Linked DNA regions of Homo sapiens: all the other regions are linked to region 6. The links are chromatin contacts, found by Hi-C or POLR2A ChIA-PET in ENCODE. All regions are on one chromosome and are shown on one strand. The core of a region is the stretch at or near the end of the contact, and the rest is flanking DNA. Distances in the headings are between cores, read along the strand shown.

The links. A loop is a pair of places that touch in the nucleus more often than their neighbours do. ChIA-PET counts read pairs that join two places held with the same protein, here RNA polymerase II (POLR2A). Pooled maps may share reads with other maps.
Region 1: a map with no recorded cell type shows a loop between it and region 6 (14-fold over the local background). The contact joins the promoter of RHEX here to the promoter of PPP1R15B in region 6. A Hi-C loop is called at or near these places in 3 of 37 single-sample maps with no recorded cell type and 5 of 50 pooled maps.
Region 2: a loop to region 6 is called in a map of naive thymus-derived CD4-positive, alpha-beta T cell, with 6 times the contacts of the local background. The contact joins the promoter of PCAT6 here to the promoter of PPP1R15B in region 6. A Hi-C loop is called at or near these places in 2 of 168 maps with a recorded cell type or tissue (both naive thymus-derived CD4-positive, alpha-beta T cell), 1 of 37 single-sample maps with no recorded cell type and 10 of 50 pooled maps. POLR2A ChIA-PET finds 5 or more read pairs at or near these places in 1 of 52 experiments (WTC11).
Region 3: a loop to region 6 is called in a map with no recorded cell type, with 16 times the contacts of the local background. The contact joins the promoter of TMEM183A here to the promoter of PPP1R15B in region 6. A Hi-C loop is called at or near these places in 2 of 37 single-sample maps with no recorded cell type and 6 of 50 pooled maps.
Region 4: a map of naive thymus-derived CD4-positive, alpha-beta T cell shows a loop between it and region 6 (12-fold over the local background). The contact joins the promoter of NUCKS1 here to the promoter of PPP1R15B in region 6. A Hi-C loop is called at or near these places in 1 of 168 maps with a recorded cell type or tissue (naive thymus-derived CD4-positive, alpha-beta T cell), 2 of 37 single-sample maps with no recorded cell type and 11 of 50 pooled maps. POLR2A ChIA-PET finds 5 or more read pairs at or near these places in 1 of 52 experiments (T-cell).
Region 5: a map of naive thymus-derived CD4-positive, alpha-beta T cell shows a loop between it and region 6 (9-fold over the local background). The contact joins the promoter of ELK4 here to the promoter of PPP1R15B in region 6. A Hi-C loop is called at or near these places in 2 of 168 maps with a recorded cell type or tissue (CD4-positive, alpha-beta memory T cell and naive thymus-derived CD4-positive, alpha-beta T cell), 3 of 37 single-sample maps with no recorded cell type and 10 of 50 pooled maps.
Region 7: a map of CD8-positive, alpha-beta T cell shows a loop between it and region 6 (8-fold over the local background). The contact joins the promoter of RABIF here to the promoter of PPP1R15B in region 6. A Hi-C loop is called at or near these places in 1 of 168 maps with a recorded cell type or tissue (CD8-positive, alpha-beta T cell), 1 of 37 single-sample maps with no recorded cell type and 7 of 50 pooled maps.

Annotation. Positions count from the first base shown.
Region 1 is chr1:206,051,593-206,054,547 of GRCh38, reverse strand. RHEX (regulator of hemoglobinization and erythroid cell expansion) reads right to left here and starts at 1,375. Exons shown (of 6, transcript NM_001007544.4): 1 at 1,283-1,375. It overlaps LOC105372857 (a long non-coding RNA gene), which reads left to right. Exons shown (of 3, transcript XR_922473.3): 3 at 1-1,105. RefSeq lists enhancers at 1,260-1,319, 1,740-1,979.
Region 2 is chr1:202,809,325-202,812,273 of GRCh38, reverse strand. It overlaps PCAT6 (prostate cancer associated transcript 6), which reads right to left and starts at 1,320. Exons shown (of 2, transcript NR_046325.2): 1 at 904-1,320; 2 at 362-699. It overlaps LOC124904583, which reads left to right. Exons shown (of 3, transcript XM_047439549.1): 3 at 715-2,036. The coding sequence ends at 1,239. RefSeq lists a silencer at 1,224-1,453.
Region 3 is chr1:203,005,829-203,008,664 of GRCh38, reverse strand. It overlaps TMEM183A (transmembrane protein 183A), which reads right to left and starts at 1,291. Exons shown (of 8, transcript NM_138391.6): 1 at 1,091-1,291; 2 at 802-891; 3 at 1-22. The coding sequence starts at 1,199. It also overlaps the pseudogene MGAT4FP. RefSeq lists enhancers at 392-1,164, 1,165-1,939, 1,943-2,072, 2,714-2,836, a silencer at 983-1,232 and a cis regulatory region at 2,613-2,836.
Region 4 is chr1:205,748,890-205,751,937 of GRCh38, reverse strand. NUCKS1 (nuclear casein kinase and cyclin dependent kinase substrate 1) reads left to right here and starts at 1,756. Exons shown (of 7, transcript NM_022731.5): 1 at 1,756-1,981. The coding sequence starts at 1,965. RefSeq lists an enhancer at 1,313-1,562 and a silencer at 1,983-2,582.
Region 5 is chr1:205,630,761-205,633,791 of GRCh38, reverse strand. It overlaps ELK4 (ETS transcription factor ELK4), which reads left to right and starts at 1,781. Exons shown (of 5, transcript NM_001973.4): 1 at 1,781-2,160. RefSeq lists enhancers at 1,394-1,703, 2,314-2,733 and silencers at 1,874-2,023, 2,114-2,303.
Region 6 is chr1:204,410,485-204,413,184 of GRCh38, reverse strand. PPP1R15B (protein phosphatase 1 regulatory subunit 15B) reads left to right here and starts at 1,368. Exons shown (of 2, transcript NM_032833.5): 1 at 1,368-2,700. The coding sequence starts at 1,774. RefSeq lists enhancers at 1,081-1,130, 1,141-1,840, 2,101-2,250, 1,557-2,391 and a silencer at 1,176-1,622.
Region 7 is chr1:202,887,811-202,890,559 of GRCh38, reverse strand. RABIF (RAB interacting factor) reads left to right here and starts at 1,411. Exons shown (of 2, transcript NM_002871.5): 1 at 1,411-1,587. The coding sequence starts at 1,462. RefSeq lists an enhancer at 1,376-1,645 and a silencer at 1,716-2,005.

The sequences.
Region 1 (2,955 bases), core at 126-2,625, 1.6 Mb before region 6:
ATATGTTTACACACAGAATTTTCTTTATAATTAACGTTTTAAAACTTGCTTAAACTTTTAAAACAATAATTGTTTTTAACCTTTTAATGTAGGTAAAAATCCACATTCTTATGCCCCTTTATAATCTTTTTACCAAAGGTATGTTTTACTTTTCTTATACACCTTGCACATAAACTGTTTTTTTAATAGTACTCAGGAGGCCTTATTACTTTTAAATTATACAACATTTTTTGCATAAATTTTTTTATAACATTTTTTCTTTCACGACTTTTGCCGACAATTCTTCAATGTGTCTCAACTTTCTGACTTATTACAAACATTTTTTTTCTTTAAACACCAGTTAGTTTATTTCAGGACAAGAATTTACCATATAACACTCTTTTTACATAAATTCTGTCTCCCCCCACTTTTTTTTTTTTTTGAAGATAACCATTCCTTTTTTTTTTTTTTAAAGCAAACTTTCTTTATGCCTTTGGACTAGACTGTCTAAGGCCACAAGATTAGAAGTTACCATAATACATGTTACACTGTTAACTTTAAGCAAACTTCACTTTTGTTGAAAACCTTGTAAGTTTGGGATTTCAATTATCCTTTGCTATTAAGACCTTGTTTAGTCTAAATTAACTTAGAATTGGTATAGATGGCCTTTTTTTCTCTCTACTGGTCTTTCCTTGCCTCTGCCAGCCGCTTATGCTGCTGTTCTCTTAACTACGTTGGCGGGGCAAGGGGGTATAAAAGCAGCTGTAACTTTCTATGTATGGAAACTGGTCTGGGTGCCTTGGCTTACGGGTTACCTTGTGTCATACCTTTGAAACAAGGGACCTGTCCAGGCTTCCTTCTGATGGCCAACCCACCTCTAATGCTGGCCAGTCTATTTCACACAAAGTTCTAAGTTTTCCTGGTGTCACAGTAACACTGTAATCTCCCTTAAATTCTTTCTTGAATTTTTTTTTAACATAGTTCCTAGTGGGGTGGGCTTATTTGTACCTGACCCATGCTTCTTCGAGACAAAACACCACACCCACACCACACACATGCCACAAACAAAAAAACAGGTAAAAAGGGCATACACACTCTTGCAGTTTACACCAAACCAAAATCAAAACCAAAATCAGAGTATCCAGAAATCCAAGCCAGGTCAAAACCAAAACCAAAACCAAAGTATCACACAATCTAAGTCAAGTCAAAACCAGAACAGAAGTGCCAATGCAGGCATGTCGTGGGTGATCAGGCCACACTTCCACCTAGATGGAGTGGGGCAAGTTCCAAAGACTAGTCTTACCAAGTTTCAGATGTCCGGACTCCAAGTGCCAGTTCCTTCCCGGTGTTCAGCCACTGTGTTAATCCTCCACAGGGAACTGCTACACGCTGCTCTGGTGAGGCATTCCACCGGGGCAATTTCCTACCCGGGAGTGCTCTTTGGATCGCGTCACTCGGGCTGGCCGGAGTCCGCCTCAGGGATGCTCCACAGGGGAGGCCTAAGCCGCCTAAGGGGCTGCCTCGGCTGTCCATCAGTTACCTCGTTTCCTGGTCAGGGAACCAAGAAATGTAGCAGGACGAGCCGCAGACAAAACCCCTCAGACACCAAATTGTAGAAGGAAGGGCTTTATTCAGCTGGGAGCATCAGCAGGCTACTGCCTTAAAATCCGAGCTCCCCGAATGCACAATTTCCGTCCCTTTTAAGGGCTCACAATACTAAAGATTTCACATGAAAGGGTCATGATTGATTTGAGCAAGCAGGCGGTATGTGACAGGGGCTGCATGCACCGGTGGTCAGAGAGAAACAGAACAGGGCAGGGAGTTTCACAATGTTCTTCTATACAATGTCTGGAATCTATGAATAACATCAGTTTCTAAGTTATGAGTTGATTTTTAACTACTGGGTTTAGGCCAGGCAGGCCCAGGCCTGGTTTCGGGCCTGGCGCCGGACTGCCTGTCTTTGGTTTTACTTCCTTGTTGTTTTTCCTTAAAACAGGTACTGAGTATAAAACAATATAAAACAATATGAGAGGGTCTCTCTCTTCCCTCACAGTGACCTGGGTCTCAGACACTTCCTAACTGTGATCTTAGGACAAACACTTAGCTTTTCTGAGCCTCATCTGTGAAACAGACAGAATATGAATGCCTACCTCATGGAGTTGTTTAAGAACTCAGTGATCAGACTATTATTCAACAGTAATAACGAGCCAGGCCCAGTGGCTCACGCCTATAATCTCAGCACTTTGGGAAGTCAAGGCAGGAGGACCGCCTGAGCTCAAGAGTTTGAGACCAGCCTGGGCAATATAGCTAGACCTTGTCTCTACTTTAAAAAAAAAAAATCCGAAAATTAGCTGGGTGTGCTACTGCATGCCTGTAGTCCCAGCTCCTTGAGAGGCTGAGATAGGAGAATCACTTAAGCTAGGGAAGTCGAGGCTGCAGTGAGCCATGATCACACCATTGTACTCTAGCCTGGGTGACAGAGCAAGACCCTGTCACAAAAACAAACAAAGAAACAGAAGACAGGAATAACCACCATTTGTATTGTTCTAGTTTTCAGTTGGTCTTACCTGAGCAGAGTAATTGGGTGAGATTGTTCATGGAGGCATTGCTGGCTCTCTAGTCCTGGAACCTACAGTTGGTCCAATTCATTATGCCAAAGGGTCCGTCTAGGAGGTTCTTGTTCCAAGTATTGAGATTCCCGAGAGAAGTAGGTCCCCTTAGATAGAAGCAGAGTTTCTCAGAGGTATTTAGCAGCAGCTGGTGGACACAGGACTCAGGGAGCTGGCCCCCCTCTTCCCTTCCATGTCTTTCATTCCTGCATGGGAACCTGTCAGATGGGGAGATTGTTAAAATCTCACCACTGGAGGGGAGGGCCTCAAAGGCCATGGAGACAGCACCTCTCTCTTAGTGAAGGCATCTTCAGATAGAATTCAGCACAAATTCAAAGGTGGCTCCCCAGACCCTATCTGTCACATC
Region 2 (2,949 bases), core at 71-2,570, 1.6 Mb after region 6:
AGGAGGGGTTGCTGGTTCCCGGGAATTAAGCAGGGCAGGGAATGGGGGAGGATGGGTTTATCTCACCTGTGGTGCCCACCCATTGTGGAGGCTCCCTCAACACCGTTCTGAGCCTCCTTCCTGCTTCATGTGGTCAACCAGATTCTTCTTTGTCCAGCCCAAAGCTCCATCCTCAGCCAATGGTAGCCACAGAAACTCAAGGCCATTTACCCTCCCTTTCAACAAATATTTGTGGAGCGTGTGCCACGTGCCTGGTGCCAAGGAGAGAGACATTACTTCTTCCCTCTAGAGGCTTACAATCTGGCAGGAGAGGAATATGTATGGGGAGAGTGCAGGGACACCGCGGAAAAAAGACAAATACTGAGTTATAAGTGTTGTAATAGGGGGTAGTAACAAGACGTTGTAGGACTACACAAAATAAAACAAGGAGGCCAAATCGCAAGCGTTTGTGGGTTTCACAGGGGACATCTGACAGCAAACATTCCAGGGCACCGAGAGATGGTGAGGAGAGATGATGGCATTGAATTGGAGAGATGAGCTGAGATGGACTGCGCAGAGGACGAGGGAAAGCCGGTGCACTGGAGACTGGGGGAGACGAGAGGATCCACCGGGTTGGGAGGGGAAGGGTGGTGGTAGAAGCACGAGCAAGGCAGAGACCGGAGGCCAGGGCGGAAGGGAGGCTCACGGACACCTGGAGCCCTGAAAAGTTGTCAGAGGCGGCGAGGGGGTGGGGAGCGGACCCTACACGTGCGCTACGTGCTGCGCCGGCCGCTGGGGAGCCCGGTCTGCCCCCCTCATCCCAGAACCCGGTCCCAGGGCAGTTGCACGGCGCCCAGGGGGAGGGGAGGGAGGAAGTCCCCCCAAGTTTGCAACCCGGCAGCGTGGTCTTCGCAACGCGGTTACCGGAAGGAACGCGAGGAGCGCCTCATCACCAGGCGGGTGTATCTAGGGGCGAAGGCTGCAGATCTGGGGCGCAGGCTGGAAAGTGGGGTGCAGCCGGTTGACGTGAGGTCTGGGAGTTGGATGGACCGAATGAGGATGGAGACACCTAGGGATGTGTCCGAAGGATCTGGCGCTGCACAAATGAGGGCGGTTTGGGGGACGGAGGCCCGGGCGGGGGCGGAGTGTTGTCCAAGAGTAAGGAGGGGGTTCCTGGAGACGTGGCACTCGGAGCGGGGCTGGGTTCCGCTCCGGCCGCCTGGGCTGCAGCTCCGCTATGGCCTAGGAACCCGAACCTGACCCCGCCTAGGCCTCGCACCCAGCCCTCTGGGAGCTCCGGCCCCGGCACCTCCAGGCTGGGGTTGCCCAGGTCCGGCCTCTGGGGCGTCCAGCCGGCCCTAGACGAGACAATGCGGCCCGGGCCCCGCCCCCGGAGGATGACGCGCCCGGCTGCCGGCCAGTCAGCGCCCGTGGCTAGGCTCTTTAAAAAAAGAAGGGCCGGCGCGGTGTGGCTGTCAGCTGGGAGGGATCCCTCCGCCCATGTAAACATCATAAAGGGCAAGGGGAGCGTCTGTTGTGGGCGGGGGAGCGGCTGCCTTCCCGGAGAGTCCTCTCGGTCCCTAGGTTCCCCTCAAGACGCCGGCAACCGCCCCGTCCCTTAACGTCACACCGGGTCTGCTGGGAGCCAAACAGCTGCGGCCTGATCTGGGAGCGATAGAATCTCATCACTTAGGGTCACTACCGGAAATGGAGGAAGCCGGACTGGGAGACCTTGAGAGTTGGGAGCGAGAGGGAATCGTAGGACGCAGCTGAGAATTGGGAAAGATTTTCTTAGGCTTGTTCTTCCTGTCCATCTCAGTTAAATAATAATCATAACTCATGTAAGTCTAGAATTTGTCTCAAAGTTATGCCTACCTGGCTCGTAGGATGCCAACGTTAGGAGTGAAAATAGTCAACGCTCTCCCGAGAGAGCACATGACACTACATGAGCTTCATCAAGACCCTCGGAGGCCCAGAATGCGCACCAAAGAGCCATCGACGATAATTCTTCTACCCAACTTTTATTTAGTATTATTAAATATTCAGTAAAGTTAAAAGAAATTTGCATCAAATTCCTCTATACCCACTACCTAGATTCTATTATAACTTGCCACATCGCATATCTATCTTGCACTGATAATTCTTTTAATAGTGTATTAGCTGTCCCCTGGGCTTGACTCTCCATTGCAGTAGGGAGCAGGAAAAGACTCCAGGTCCCAAAGCCCTGGAGAGCTAAGAAAAGGAATACGTTCTCCCAGGACCACTGTGAACTCTTTCCTGGGCCCGGTACCTCTGGGAAAAATTTGTTGAAGGGAAGGCGGTTTTCTTCTCCCCCCACGCCCATCCCCCCTTTTAATTGAAGACTTCTTAAGCATAAGAGATTTCCTTCCACTAGGTGAATCTGAAAGCGAACTAAGATCTTGACAAACATTCCTTGCATACGTTTGGCAGCTTTCTGGATGAAAGAGGTCATTTCAATGTTGACGTTCTACTTTTTGAGCTTCCTCCTTTTTTCTGAGGCTGCTGGACACTACCCCCCCACCCCCGTCCCCCGTCTCCCGCCAAAAGAAAAAAGGCGCCTCAAAAGTGTTCGTATCTCTTAAAGTTCGTTAACCTCTTTGCCTCCGTTGCCTGCTCTGCAAAATGAGGATAATATCGTACCTACTCAATATGGTGGTTGTGAAGACTCAGTGAGCTAATACATGCAGAGCGTTTAGAGCAGTGCTTTACACACAGTAGCATTAAATAGCGGCTATCACCCATAAGCACATAACTCCCAGATTTATATCTCCAATTCTGATCTCGCCCCTTCAGATTTATACCCTTCAGTCTGTTGAAGGATACCCCGTTGTGTATTTCTACCTGTATGTACCAGAGACACCTCAAATTCAAAATGTCCAGAAATGAACACAGTATCTTCTTCCCTTGAGTAACTCGCCTTCTGTATATAATTGGGGTGAATGTTCCAGC
Region 3 (2,836 bases), core at 42-2,541, 1.4 Mb after region 6:
TCCAAGCCACAAAGAGATTTTACTAGAAGAAAATAAAAGGAGAATGAGATGGCACACAGCTCCACCCAGAAATACAAACAACTTAGCCAAGGTATCAGCATCCATTCAGGAAAGGGGGGAAAAAAAACATCGTTGAGAGAGAAAGGTGAGAATCTGTCACCAAAAAAAATAAAGATTTTAGTATTTTAAATACAAAAAAAAAAAAAAAAAAGGAAAGCAATGGGCAAACTGACTCCAAAGTTGCAGAAACTCCTTTTTTCAGCCCTGAAGAAAAAAGGTGTGTACAATTTTTCCACTATAAACCCTGCAGGATAAAAGCTGATTTGTATTCTCATAAGGTCTACAGAGAAATGTTTGAGACAAATTGAATCCAATTTAATCCTGGTCCTGAGCTGGAGGCAGTAGGTGTCATAAAACACAAGTCTCAGACCCATGAGTAAACAGACTGAAAGCAAGAGAAACACCAGAAAAGGAAAAGAACACTCCAAGGTTATTAAACAAGGAAGCAAACTGCAGAGTAAAACATGTGAACTACAGCAAAGAGATTAATAACCAAGAAGAATGCAGTGGAAACTAAAAAGTATGCAAACATGTTTTTAAATGCAAAGAAAGAAAGAAAATATTTCTGCTACAGAAACTGCTACTCTTGACTAATCCTCCTCCACCCCAATATGTAAGTTAACACTAACGAAAGCAAACACGGTTACAGGAAGACGACTAAAGGACTGCAAGAAAAACAGAAATAAAATACCTAGTTCTGTCTTCGCGGCATGAGTCTTTAAAGGCTCGCGCAAAGCTTACCTTCCTGCTGAACAGCGTTGGCTACGGCTTTCTTGACTCGTCCAGACCTCACGACCGCCGGATCCGAGTTGGCGTAATCCGCCACGGTCACTGCAACACAGCACCAACCCTCAAGGAAGAGGCCTTCTCTCGTCAGCGTCTTCCCCGCCAACACCTCCTCCTCGCTGCAGGCCCCCGGACCGAGCCGCCCTCCAGCCGCGGGCACGCGAGCGCTCACCTCGGCACGGTCCAGCCCCCTCCCAGCCGCCAGCCCCCAAAATGTTTCAGCGCCCCTGCCCCCCTCGCCCACCTCGGCCGGAGCAGGCGTCGTGGGCCCGGAACTTGAGTCGCTTTCCTCTCTTGGGCATGGCGACCGTATCGGGGCGAGGCCTGCCTAGCGGGCCGGGCCCCCGGGCCATGTCTCCGGCCGGAGAGCCGGCCCCGGGAGCCGCAAGCCAGCTCCGCCCGGCTCCGCGGCCATCCCACACCGGAGGCCGCTAACTCTCGCGAGAACATAGGTCCGGGTTCCGAGTCGCGTTGTCGGACGACGCCTCTCCACGCGAACCAATCATCGCCAGGTGCAAGGATACGTCATCATCCGGCACCCGCGAATCAAGCTGGGTCCGGGTTCCAGGTGGAGAGAGAGCTGTTGTACTGGGTGGTGTCGCGTATCGCCGTACCTCGTGTGAGATGAATGGTGTCTCAGAACCATAGCCCACACCTGTGTTGATTAGAATTGAGAGTTTACATCCTGGTCTCCGGGATTCTTCTTAGTAACTCCTCTGTCCACACTCCAGGTCCACTTCAGCACCAAAATGCATATACACTGTCATCTTCGTGCTCTATCTCGGACCACAGAGACTGAGCGCCTGCTAGTCTAACATAGGTCTGTAAGAGTCTTCACTCTATTTTACGAAAGCTATAAATAAATTTCTGAATTCTCAAAATAGGAGAAGGAGTTCTTAAAAGCTTCCAATCGGCCGGGCGCGGTGGCTCACGCCCCTAATCCCAGTACTTTGGAAGGCCGAGGCGGGCGGATCACGAGGTCAGGAGATCGAGACCATCCTGGCTAACACGGTGAAACCCCGTCTCTACTAAAAATACAAAATATTAGCCGGGCGTGGTGGCGGGCGCCTGTAGTCCCAGCTACTCGGGAGGCTGAGGCGGAAGAATGGCATGAACCCGGGAGGCGGAGCTTGCAGTGAGCTGAGATCGGGTCACTGCACTCCAGCCTGGGCGACAGAGCAAGACTCCGTCTCAAAAAAAAAAAAGTTTCCAATCTATCACCATATAAGGTTAGCCGAGAGAAAGGACGAAAGAGAGACCCAAGGTCAGCCGAGGAAGTTTATTAACCTGACGGCTGCTCCACCACAGACAGAGGAGGCACCCCTGAGCTTACAAAATGAGGGGTTTATATGGGGGAGAGAGACCCTGGGGTTGTTTGCTGGTTAATTTTGCCACATATTAGCTTGTGACGTTTATTACAGGAGGGTGTAGGTAAAGTTTGTTTATGCTTCCCATCACCTTCCCCTGTGCGGTCCGGATGATTTGTAATTGGGGTTTGTTTATTGCAGCAAGGTCTGATAAGTGAAGTCTGCTGGCTTCATAAGGACTTAGAAGTGTAAAGAGGCTTGGGGGAAGGAGAAGAGTTGCAGAGCATTAGGGGGAGGAGTGAGCAGCACGGAGAGGTTTGGGGGAAGTGTCGGCAGTACCAAGAAGCTTTTTGGGGCAGTTTGTTCCTAACACACCATACCTCCAAAAAACTACTAGAAGCATCCATGAAAAACTATCGCAGAGGCAGGAAGGTCACTTGAGTCCAGGAGGTCAAGGCTGCAGTGGGCCATGATTGCGCCACTGCACTCCAGCCTGGGCTACAGAGCGATACCCTGCCTCAAAAAAAAAAAAAGGAGAAAAAGAAAAAATAACGTCTTTCCTTTGTATTGAGACAGAAGCGAGTCACTGAGTGAAGATTACAGAACTGTAAGGGAGCAGGACCCTGGGCTAGTATTATCAGGCCTCTGAGCCCAAGCCACGCCACCGCATCCCTGGTGACTTG
Region 4 (3,048 bases), core at 507-3,006, 1.3 Mb before region 6:
ATAAAATACCAAAATTAGCTGGGCATGGTGGAGCACGCCTGTAATCCCAGCTACTTGGGAGGCTGAGGCAGGAGAATCGCTTGAACCCGGGTGGTGGAAGTTTCAGTGTGCAGAGATCGTGCCACTGCAATCCAGCCTGGGGAGCATAGTGAGTGAGACTCCGTCTCGAAAAAATAAAAATTAAAAATAAAAATAAGAGGGACAGAGGGTGGAATGACATGGAAGAGACAAAAGATATTAATTTGTTTAATGCTTCACTGGTGGACTGTGCTATTCTCTTCTTTTTGGGAAGCCAGATTTTACAAAGGGAGACTTTCAGGAGGCAGATGTGGTGTGTTTTTTGTTGTTGTTGTTTGGAAAGTGTATCTTCAATTGGTTGTTAACTGACTGCTCATTGGAGACTTCTGCCAGATGCGCCCAGATCATTAGTCCGTTTGAATCATCACGTCTTCCAGGCCCCACCCTACTCTCTGATAGGCCCCACCTTCACCGTGGGGTCCTGTTAGTCAAGATGCTCTGAGAGCGCACAGCCACCAAACAAAAATGATCGCTTTGACTGTGACAGGGATTGACGTCTATTTTCGATAGCAGACTCAGCCTTAGCCATTCACATAGGAATCCTGAGCTCTGCCTTTGAGAGTATTAGGCATCCAACAAATGCTCACGGATTTAAGTGAAATGATGTGCGTTACTTTCAGTTATATGACTTCGAAGAGTCTTTGTTTTGTTTTTCAAAGTGCAAGGGTAAATCAATAGAATTCATAGGGTCTTGAGCCAGCTCCACCCATCTCTACCCAGGGACGGAATCATCTTTTAAAACTTGGATTTAACACTTACGTAGCACTTACTGTGAGCCAGAGACTATCCTAAAGACTTTTGATAGATATATCAACTCATTTAATACTAATAAGCCTATGCAGTTAGGTACCCTTGTTTCCCATTTTACAGATGAGAAAACTGAGGCACAGAGAAGGAAAGTTATACCACCATTAAGTAGTGGACCTGGGATTCCACCTGAAATACCTTGTGGCCCCTGAGCTCATGCTCTTAGTTATTGTACACCTGACTCTTTTCTTAAAATAGTAATGCACCAGACTGGGACTTTAATGACCCTGAAGTGGATCTCAAGGTCCAGAATGGAGAATGGTAATTGGGGGTGAAGATATTCCTTGATTATGATCCTGCCTCTCTACTCCAGCAGCCTCATTTGGTCCCTGAGGGTTAATGCCGAAGCCAGGGTAAGGGGCTTGTAGGTTTAAGGTCAAATTTTTTGAACCTAAGGAATTTCCCTCCAATTCTGTAGCAGCCCCGCAGTGACGAATCTGCTGCCTCTCCCACGGGTTTTGCTATTAGAGGATTTTCAAGGTGATCAAGGCAGACGAGATGAAACACCATTAAACTAACACTGAGCAACGCTGAACCCTACATAAATCTTTTTTTCTAGTCTTTCTAAGATACGACCCCAGACGAATCTGCAACTCTGGAGTGGAAACCAGGGGGCGGGCTAAGCAGCGACCATTTTTGTTTTGCGGCCGTGCGCTCTCAGAGCATCTTGACTAACAGGACCCCCACGGTGAAGGTGGAGCCTATCAGAGAGCAGGGCGGGGCCTGGAAGACGTGATGATTCAAACGGACTAATGATCTGGGCGCATCTGGCAGAAGTCTCCAATGAGCAGGCGTGTTGGGGAGGAGCGCACAAACCCTAGTGGGTTTGGTTGCACGGCGGCTTTGGCGCATTTTCGGCTGGTTTGATTCATCCATTTTGAAGAGACGGGGGAGCGGGGGGCTCGTCTGTTCCAGGAGCCCTGAACCAAAGAGCAGCGGAGTTTGAGAAGCCAGCAGCTCGGGGTTCGGCAGCAGCGGTCCCATCGGCTGAAGTTCGGGGGGGGTGGGGCGCCGAGCGCGCGGGGTGGGGGGGGTCCTGGTCTTTGGCTTCTCGACTCGGTCCTGTTTCGACAGCGAACATGTCGCGGCCTGTCAGGTCAGTGCGGAGTCTGAGGCCTGGAGCGGGTTGGAGGGGGATGGGGGCGAGTGGTGAAAAGAGTGGGGGACAGAAGGCTAGAGTCCGCCATCCCCGGTGCCGCGCGCGGCCTCCTCCCTTTCGGGGCCCGCGCGCACCCTTGAGCGTGGGGGGCCCTGCTGGCGCGCGGGGGTGGTGGCTGCGCGCCCGTGCGCGCGCCCCTCCCCGCCCCGCGCCGCTGCAGGGCTCCGGTCTGCTCAGCTGCCTCCCCCACCCACCGCACTAGAGCGGGCGGGGTGTCCCTGAGCCGCCAGCGGCCGGAGGGGGAGGGGTGTGAAGTCAGCGCCCCCAAGAGGCCCCACCTCCTCGGGGCCGTCCCCTTGGAGCCAGCGCGGGGAGGCGGGCGGACTCGAGCTCCACTCCCCACCTTCAGCGAGGAGGGGCGGAGGCACCCGTATTGCCCCTTCCCCCAGCGACTGGCGCGGGGGTGGGGGCCCTGAGCCCTCTCTGTAGCGGACGGGGGTGTTCCTGGCAAAGGGGGAGGGGCAGCACTGCCAACCGGCCCCGCCTCTGTCCTTCGGGGTCGCTGCAGGCCCCGCCTCCCGGATCGGGCCGAGCGTGGGCGGGACCCGTTTTTTTCCCCCCGGGCAAAAGTGAGAGTTCGGGACTGGATCCTGGAAAATAATGGGCTGCTGCCTCTCTCCCCACCTCAGAGTTTTGAGAGAGTTAACCCCAAAGTTCGCTCTTTCTCTCCGACTAGAAATGTCCTTCCTCGGGGAAATGTCCGTACTCAGGGAGGTGCGGGTTAACAGCACGGCCCAAATCCCGTGTGGTTCTCGTTCCACTCTCACCCGCGTACGCGTCTCGGGATATTTTTGTAACCCTCTTGTCCCCGAGTGACTTTAGTAATAAAAGGGCTAGGTTCGGGTAACCATCAGACTTCATTCTCGGAATTTCAACAAGTTTGCTATTCCCCCAGCTGTCGGTGGAATCGTCCTATGCCATTCTCCAGGCTATTGTATGGAATGTGCCATTTATGGAGGGGTGTGGTTTAGTCCAATCTGTTGAGGCCTTAAAAAGGAGAGCTG
Region 5 (3,031 bases), core at 532-3,031, 1.2 Mb before region 6:
AAGTTCTCTAATTAGAAATCCACTTTTCTTCCTTTCTCTTCTGTCAATATGTACCGCCTTAAAAAAAAGTCAATTTAAAAGCAGACAGATTTGCTATGACTAATTTAAGAACTCCCAAAGCAGGCTGTTTTCCAAAAATACACTGCAATTGACAATGCCGTAAGCTCAGTCTAAAAGGGATATGACACAACTACTGGCCCTAAGGCCGAATCAGATGTTTACTGCCAGTTTGAACAGAGCAGCGTAGTGTGCAGATCTCCACAACCCTTAACTGTTCTTGGTAGGGGGCTTTAAAATGAAATCTTTTTATAAACAAATGTTTCCAATAGGTGTATCCTAAACAGCCTACCTTAATACTTTTTTTTTTCTTGGTTTCCAAGATGGAACTTGTTGCAAGGAAAATTTTATGTTAGGGGCCAAGACTGCTAGTGCTTTTCAGATACTGCATGTTCCTTATAAAACATGTCTTAATATGTTTGCATGCTTTGGTAAAACTAATTTTGGAAAGGTAACATCTTTTGGTAGAGTTGTTTTTACAGGAATAGCTACCTTTGTGGATTATAATTACTCTGTATTATGGAAGAGGAGGCTGGAAATCAAGGAAGTGATGATTCTCTTCCAAAAGCCTACAAAAGGATGACAGAATCACATTTCACTCAGTGAGTTCAATTAACTATACATTCAATTGTGGGGGCAAAAATAAATGACACCACGATTTACTGGGTATCTACTATGTGCTAGGTAATGCACTAAGTACATTATGCTCTATACTTCATTTAATCCTCTCAGCAATGCTGCTCATTATCGTCATTTTACATGAGGAAACTGAGGTCCAGAAAGGTTAAGCAACTCACTACAGGTCACACAGCTAGTAAATGGCCTCGAATAACCAGTAACTCAGACACTGACCTCTCTTTGGTTTCTTGTTAAACAAACACCTAATTTATTTCTTGGAGGTTTTGTTCAGCTGTCCTAATTTATGACTTTACATTCCTTCTGGTGCTAAACTGCTCAAGTAGCCTCTTGTATCAAGTGTGACCTGATTCCTTAAGAATTTTACTTAATGAGAACCTCTAAGCTAGAAACTCTTGCTAGGTGTTTCATGCACCTTATTTTCTTTAATCATTACAACAACTCTAAGATTGGGTTCTCTCCACCTTATAAATGATGACTGTTTTAGAGAGGTTAAGGTTGCTTAAAATTGGTGAGTTAGTGAGGGGTAGAGCCACGAATGGATTTCTGGTCGCTGCCTCCATCGTCAGGGCAAGCTTTTCCCACGACTCCAGCGCTTCCATTTGTCAGTCCCCAGGCTAGAAAGCCACAGTGCTAATTTAGTATTTATCAAGCGTTTGTAGTGTCCTGGGATCTGGCACTTCGATGAGAAAGCTGTGACGGCCCCAACTTCTAACAGCGAGTGGTAAGGAGGACGAGGGACACAGGAGGGAGGAGACTCTCCCCAAAGCTTAGCACCAACAGAAGTGGTCCCCCGCAGGTTGCTCTGCGAGCGCCACCTCTTCCCTCCAACCGAGGAGAAAGTGGCGCGCCTTTGAGGAGTCCGAGGTCCCGGCCCAGGCGGCAGCTTGGGTCCTGGCGGGTTCCGGACGGGCGCCTCAGGGACCTGGAAGCAACCGCACCGAACGCGACGGAGAGCGGCGAGACGACTCCAGGAGGCGCCCGAGCTACATCCCCCGGCCACACCAAACCCGGGTTTGCTGGCAGACGCGGCTCACGACACCCCTTAGGGTCGCAGCCCCTCCCCCGGAAGTGACGTGTAGCGACTACGGCGTCTGGGAGGGACCCAGGAGCAGTCGGGGGGTTTGAGAGTGGCGGCGGCCGCGGAGGGCCTGGCAGGCCCCGCCGCTGCAAGGAACGCCCCGAACGCGCGCGCCCGGCGTGTAGCGGCCCCAAGACCCGCGCCGCCGCTGCCGCGTGCGGGGGCGGGGAGGGCGGGGCGCCAGGAGCCGCGGCGGCGGGAGATGCGGGCGGCTGCGGGCACCCGGCGGGCTCGGCTTGGCCGCCGCCGCCTTCTACGGCTCCGCCGCGGGGGTCGCAGCGGCTGCCGCGCCGTCCTCGAGTTTCCAGCGTGAGGAGGAGGCTGAGGGCGGAGAGGCGCATCGTGTTCGAGGCGGAGACCGAGGGGGAGCCCCGCGCGCGGCGTCGGTGAGCGGTCAGCCCCGCGCGCCCCCTCGGGATCTCGCGGCCACAGCCCCACCGGCCGGGAGCGGGGGCGGGGGCCGAGGGGCGCGCGGCACAACAGGAAGTGGGGGCGGGGGCCGGGGCCGGGCGCGCGCGCTCCCCTTGGGTCCGCCCCCGGCCCGCCGGGCACCGCGGCGCACAGGTGGACGCCGCAGCGCACCGCTCAGCTCTCGTCGCCTCTTGGTCCCCCGAAGTCTCGTGGGCGAAAGGTGGCGGCGATTTTTTCGGCGTGGATGGGGAGGAGGGGAGCAATTCTCATTTTCTGTAGTGACAGGAAGTTGGAAAATGAAAGTACAGTAATTCAGTGCTTACCAAGGCCCGGTGAGGTTGCACCTCTTCCCCCAGACTTTGATCTCCTGTAGGGCACACGCGGCCGTCCGCGTTTCTTCCTCTCCCCTAGCTCGCTAGTCATCCGGTGTCGAGTTTCATTTCTTTTTCTCTTTCGCTCCAGCGGCCCCCCGCCCCTCTTTACTTTCCGCCTTGTGCACAGCTGCATCGAGGCTGGTAACTTCATTCCTGGGAAGATCAATTGGAAACATCTTTCGGGGCGGGATAGTAACTGGCCTTGGAAGGAAATAGGGATGTTGTTGACTGAAGTAGTCAAAAGTACACACTTCACTTTTTCTCCAGCTATTGCTATTTGAAATTTGGGGAATTTAAATAAAGATTCTGGAGTTCTATGCCTCATCAGAATGGTTTGTCCATCTCTTTGGTTGATAGATCAGATCCTCTGTCGTCTTTTCCCACCCCCTACACCCCCTGGCTTGGAAAACTTGGTGCTTCAATATTTAGGTTTGGCAGCGGTGTTTTCATTAAAATGTAGTATGATTCAATA
Region 6 (2,700 bases), core at 119-2,618:
ATGGTCTACATAGTACTGAACAATAGGAGAACCCTGAAATATCTGTCAGGCTGGGCGCAGTGGCTCACGCCTGTAACCCCAGCACTTTAGGAGGCCGAGGCGGGCAGATCACTTGAGCTGAGTTTGAAACCAACCTGGGCAACACGACGAAACCCTGTCTCTATAAAAATATGCAAAAATTGGCCGAGCACGGTGGCTCACGCCTGTAATCCCAGCACTTTGGGAGGCTGAGGCGGGCGGATCACAAGGTCAGGAGATCGAGACCATCCTAGCCAACATGGTGAAACCCTGTCTCTACTAAAAATACAAAAAATTAACTGGGCGTGGTGGCACACGCCTGTAGTACCAGCTACTAGGGAGGCTGGGGCAGGAGAATCGCTTGAACCCGGGAGGCGGAGGTTGCAGTGAGCCGAGATTGCGCCACTGCACTCCAGCCTGGCGACAGAGTGGGAATCCGTCTCAAAAAAAAAAAAAATTTAGCTGGGCGTGGTGGTGCGAGCCTGTAGTCCCAGCTCCTCGGGAGGCTGAGGTGGGAGGCTCACTGGAGCCCAGGAGGTTGAGGCTGCAGTGAGCCGAGATCGCACTACTGCACTCCAGCCTGGGCGACAGAGCTAGACCCTGTCTCAAATAAATAAATAATAAAAATCTAAGACTACGATAACCCTACAGTTGGCCCGCGGGGCATTCAACCTTCCATGGATTGAAAATATTCGGGAAAAATAAAGATAATAAAACATAATACAAATAAATACAGTATAACAACTAGTTCCATAGCACTTGCATTGTATTAGGTATTATACTTAATCTAGGGGATGGTTTAAATATCTGGGAAGGTGTATGCAGGTTATATGCAAACACTATACCATTTTACATAAGGGACTTGACCGTCTGCGGATTCTGGTGTCTACGGGGTCCTGGAACTAATCCCCATTTCATGAGAGGGGATGACTGTACACACGTCAGTGTGTATTAGGCCATCAAAACGCCTCCGGGAAATTCTCGGGTTATTTTGAAAACCCCTCCCCTCCCCAAGACCTTTAACCTAGAGGGCTGTTGGGGCGGTCTCCTAGGAGACCACACAGAAACGACTGCGCATGCGTGCATTCCCCCCCCCCCCCCCCCCCCCCCCCCCGCCCCGGCTGATGCAACCTCACGCTGCCGTGCGGCTCTACCTCGAGTAAGGAAGCCGACAGGGAAATCTGGCAAAACCAATCGGCGGCCACACGGAAGTGGGCGGAAAGGCCCGCCCCCCGGGGATTTTGCGAGTGACGTTGGGCGGCGCGGCGCTAGGGACGTAGACGCCCAACAGTCCTGCGTCTCTTCCGGCGTCTAGGGGGGTGTCCTGCCGGCGCGCGGGCCCTGCGGCCATTTTGGGCTTCGCTTCCACCGCACCAGCCGGCCTACCCAGTCCTTCCGGTATCGCGTTGCTCAGGGGCTTTTCAACCCTCTGTCAGTCGGAAAACCATCGCCGAGGCCGTGGGGGGACTCCTATCCATGGTGTTGAAGCGTCGAGCCGACTAGGGAACCTCCTTCCCCGCCAGGATGGAAGTCGCATCAGTCGCCGCCTATTGCGCGGGCTGTTCTTCCCTGTGTTCTGCCGCCCGCTGCCGCATTCGCTGCCCTCTGTGGCTTTTCTGCTGGCTCGAAGATCGGCCTGGAGCAGCGACGCCACCGCTGGGCAAGGCCGAGACTCTGTAGGCTTCCTCCGAATCCCGTCGACCTCCAGCCGCTGAGCGCCGCGGCCCTACCTGAGAGACTGTCAAGAAAAAGGAGATGGAGCCGGGGACAGGCGGATCGCGGAAACGGCTTGGCCCTCGGGCGGGCTTCCGGTTCTGGCCACCCTTTTTCCCTCGGCGATCGCAAGCAGGCTCTTCTAAGTTCCCGACGCCTCTTGGCCCGGAAAACTCCGGGAACCCCACACTGCTTTCCTCTGCCCAGCCCGAGACTCGGGTCAGTTACTGGACGAAACTGCTCTCCCAGCTCCTTGCGCCGCTCCCCGGATTGCTTCAGAAGGTGCTAATTTGGAGCCAACTTTTCGGTGGAATGTTTCCGACCAGATGGCTAGATTTTGCTGGAGTCTACAGCGCCCTGAGAGCCCTGAAGGGACGGGAGAAACCAGCCGCCCCCACAGCGCAGAAATCTTTGAGTTCGCTGCAGCTCGACTCCTCAGACCCCTCGGTCACCAGTCCCCTTGATTGGCTAGAGGAGGGGATCCACTGGCAATACTCGCCCCCAGACCTAAAATTGGAGCTTAAGGCCAAGGGAAGTGCTTTGGACCCTGCAGCACAGGCTTTTCTCTTAGAGCAGCAGCTGTGGGGAGTGGAGCTGTTGCCCAGTAGCCTTCAATCCCGTCTGTACTCTAACCGGGAACTTGGCTCTTCGCCCTCTGGGCCTCTAAACATTCAACGCATAGACAATTTCAGTGTGGTATCCTATTTGCTGAACCCTTCCTACCTGGACTGCTTTCCTAGGCTAGAAGTCAGCTATCAGAACAGTGATGGAAATAGCGAGGTAGTCGGCTTCCAGACACTAACCCCAGAGAGCAGCTGCCTGAGAGAGGACCATTGTCATCCCCAGCCGCTGAGTGCAGAACTCATTCCGGCCTCGTGGCAGGGATGTCCACCTCTTTCTACGGAAGGCCTACCAGAAATTCACCATCTTCGCATGAAACGGCTGGAATTCCTTCAACAGGCTAGCAAG
Region 7 (2,749 bases), core at 162-2,661, 1.5 Mb after region 6:
GGCTCCTATGCTGTCTTCAGTGCTGACTAATGAGTTTCAGACCAACTTCACAAATAGTTCATACACTGAAGCCACAATGGTATGTTCTACAGAAAAATCAACACGTAAAACAGCTCCTTTTTCACTCTTCACAATCGTACACACTTTCATGTGCTCACATACATACACAGAGATACCCCTAATTTGGTGGTTCATCTTATTTTTTTAAGCTCCCATAACTGGCAACCAGCTACTTAGTTATCTAACCTGGGAAAACCAGCAGTTGCTTTGTGTCACCCCCATCACAATACAGACATCCAGCTAGTTTCTAAGTTCTGTACAATTTTAATTGTTTCAAGTCCATTCCCATATCTTTGTTCCCTCTGCTAGCTTCAGGGCCTTTCTGAGCTAGACTGATGAGGTAATAGCTACCTGATACCTTACCTCTACTCTTTTTCCTCTCTTCAATCTAGCCCCTCTATTTATTCATAGGTTATCTTTCTGAAGCACAGATAGGATCATTACAGTGCTTAACATACAGCAGACAGTAAATATCGAACAGTTATTTCTGGCCTAAAATTCCACAGATTCCCATTGTTCATGTTATTAATGTTAAATTCCTTAGCATGACATTAAAGCCATGGAGCTCTGGGCCCACTCTGCCTTACCTACCTCTACTACCACTTCTCCCCACGTGTAATGTGGGTCAGCCACAGTGGTCTACTAACCATTCCTAAATTTGTTCTCACCCTTGTTCATATATAATACTGTTCTGTCTGAAATAATCTTGCTTTCCTGACAATCCTAGTTAATTAAGAGCAGTGGCTTTAGAGTTGTGCTGCAACCTTTCTGATCTTTACCTTTCTCATTTTGTGCACAAGCGTGCCGACCCCGTAAGGAAACTGATGATTTAGTAAGTTTCTAAAGGCGCTTTGACACATTTTGCCGCATAGTAAATGGTCACAATGAGTAGAAGAGACCAGCAATTAAAGTTTCCACGCATCTTTTTCCAATACCGAAAAGATACATGCCCCTCTAAGTAGTTTCCTATAGAAGAAGCTAATGTGGCTAAAACTTGATGGGAAGTCCGACCCAGATTCCCTTCATATTGCCCCCAATAATGTCCCCATTTATTCAGGAGACTAAATTCAGATCCCAGAAAACTAAACAGTAAGGTCAACCTAATGATTTGTCTAGGTTTTAAGTGAAGCCCAGTGGCCAGGTGGGTATGGAGATGTGTCACTGGTGCCAAGAAGTGTCCCTGTCACAAAGCCTGCCGACACCTAGCCACTTAGGTTAGGCAATGAATGAAGGCGCTTGCGCAGTAGAGTCCAGAGCGGGGAAGCGGGCGCCTGCGCAGAGACATAGTGACCGTCCGCTCGCCGCCCCGCCTCTGCCAAGCCGCGCCAGCGCAGTGAATAACGAGCCAGCAGAGACAGCGTCTGCGCAGCCGTGGCTGAGGAGCCTGTGGCGGCAGCGGCGATGGAACCAGCGGAGCAGCCGAGCGAGTTAGTGTCAGCCGAGGGCCGAAACCGGAAGGCGGTGCTGTGCCAGCGTTGCGGCTCCCGGGTGCTGCAGCCAGGGACCGCTCTCTTCTCTCGCCGACAGGTAGGGAGGCAGGTTGGAGGCCGTTTACACCCACAGTCTCCCCCGACGAGCCGCCGCAGTCAGAATCTGAACCCCGGCTCTTCAATTTCCGGCAACCGCGCCCTCCTCGCGCGGCCTTAAGCCCCGCCCCTCGGGCCTCAGCTCGGCGAGGCTCCGCCCCTGGGGCCGCTGAAGGCTAGGGAGGGAACCGGGTCCCGCCCCGGCATCTTTTGCCGCGGGAACCCTTCCCTGGGCCACCCGGCCCAGCCAGCCCGGCCCTCTGCCCCCGGGGGGGCTTCGAGCGCGGGCCGTGCGCCCCGCCGCCGTCCAAGGCCGGTGCTCCGCGGGCGCGTGGAAGGGAGGCGCCCCATTCCGGCTCTCGGAGCTCCCGCCAGCTTGCAGGACCCGGCAGGTGCCTCTCGGCCGCCGCTCACCGCGGGTGTTGCTGGGTTCCTTTCCCACTTTAGACCTCACCCGCCAGTCCTGAATTCACCGTCTCATTTATGACGGGCACCTATCTGCTCCACAGAGGATCCCCAGGAACAACTGGTGTTGGGGACGCGGCAAAATAACCCTGGTAACCTACCCACTTTACCGAGGCACTGGAAGCCTGTGGTTTTCCAGATGAATCATATTTCAAGTGCAGTAGATCCCTGACGTCCTGGAAGTAAATTTCGAAGAAAAACTTTTTTTTTCCCTTCAGTTTAGGGATTTTAATACCCTTCCTACCACCATCATCGCAAGTGAGAAAGTTGAAAAAAAAATTTATTTCGGTAAACTGTGTTGAAGTGCAAATATAATGTCATTTCAACCATAGACACATCCTATCATTCAAAATTATTTCTAAAAATATGCAGATCATTTTATTATTTCACGTGCTTGAACAGATGGTGAAGTGTAATGTCTAGTAGAAGAGCAAGAGGTACCCATTCGTCCAAAACAGCCTTTCATCAAAGGAGGAAAAAAGGGAATCTGTGTCTGTTGTTTTGTAGGTATTTTGATGACTTTTGATCTAGAGATTGGTGGAGGTCCCGGGGTTCTTTTAAGACTTCAAGGTTTAGGAGTAGAGTTCTCAATTAATTTTACGAAGTTAGTGGCATTATGGAGTCAGTGGAAAGAACATGGATCTTGGAATTGAAACATACATGGAATTGAGTCCTGACTATCATTCATTAACATTAAA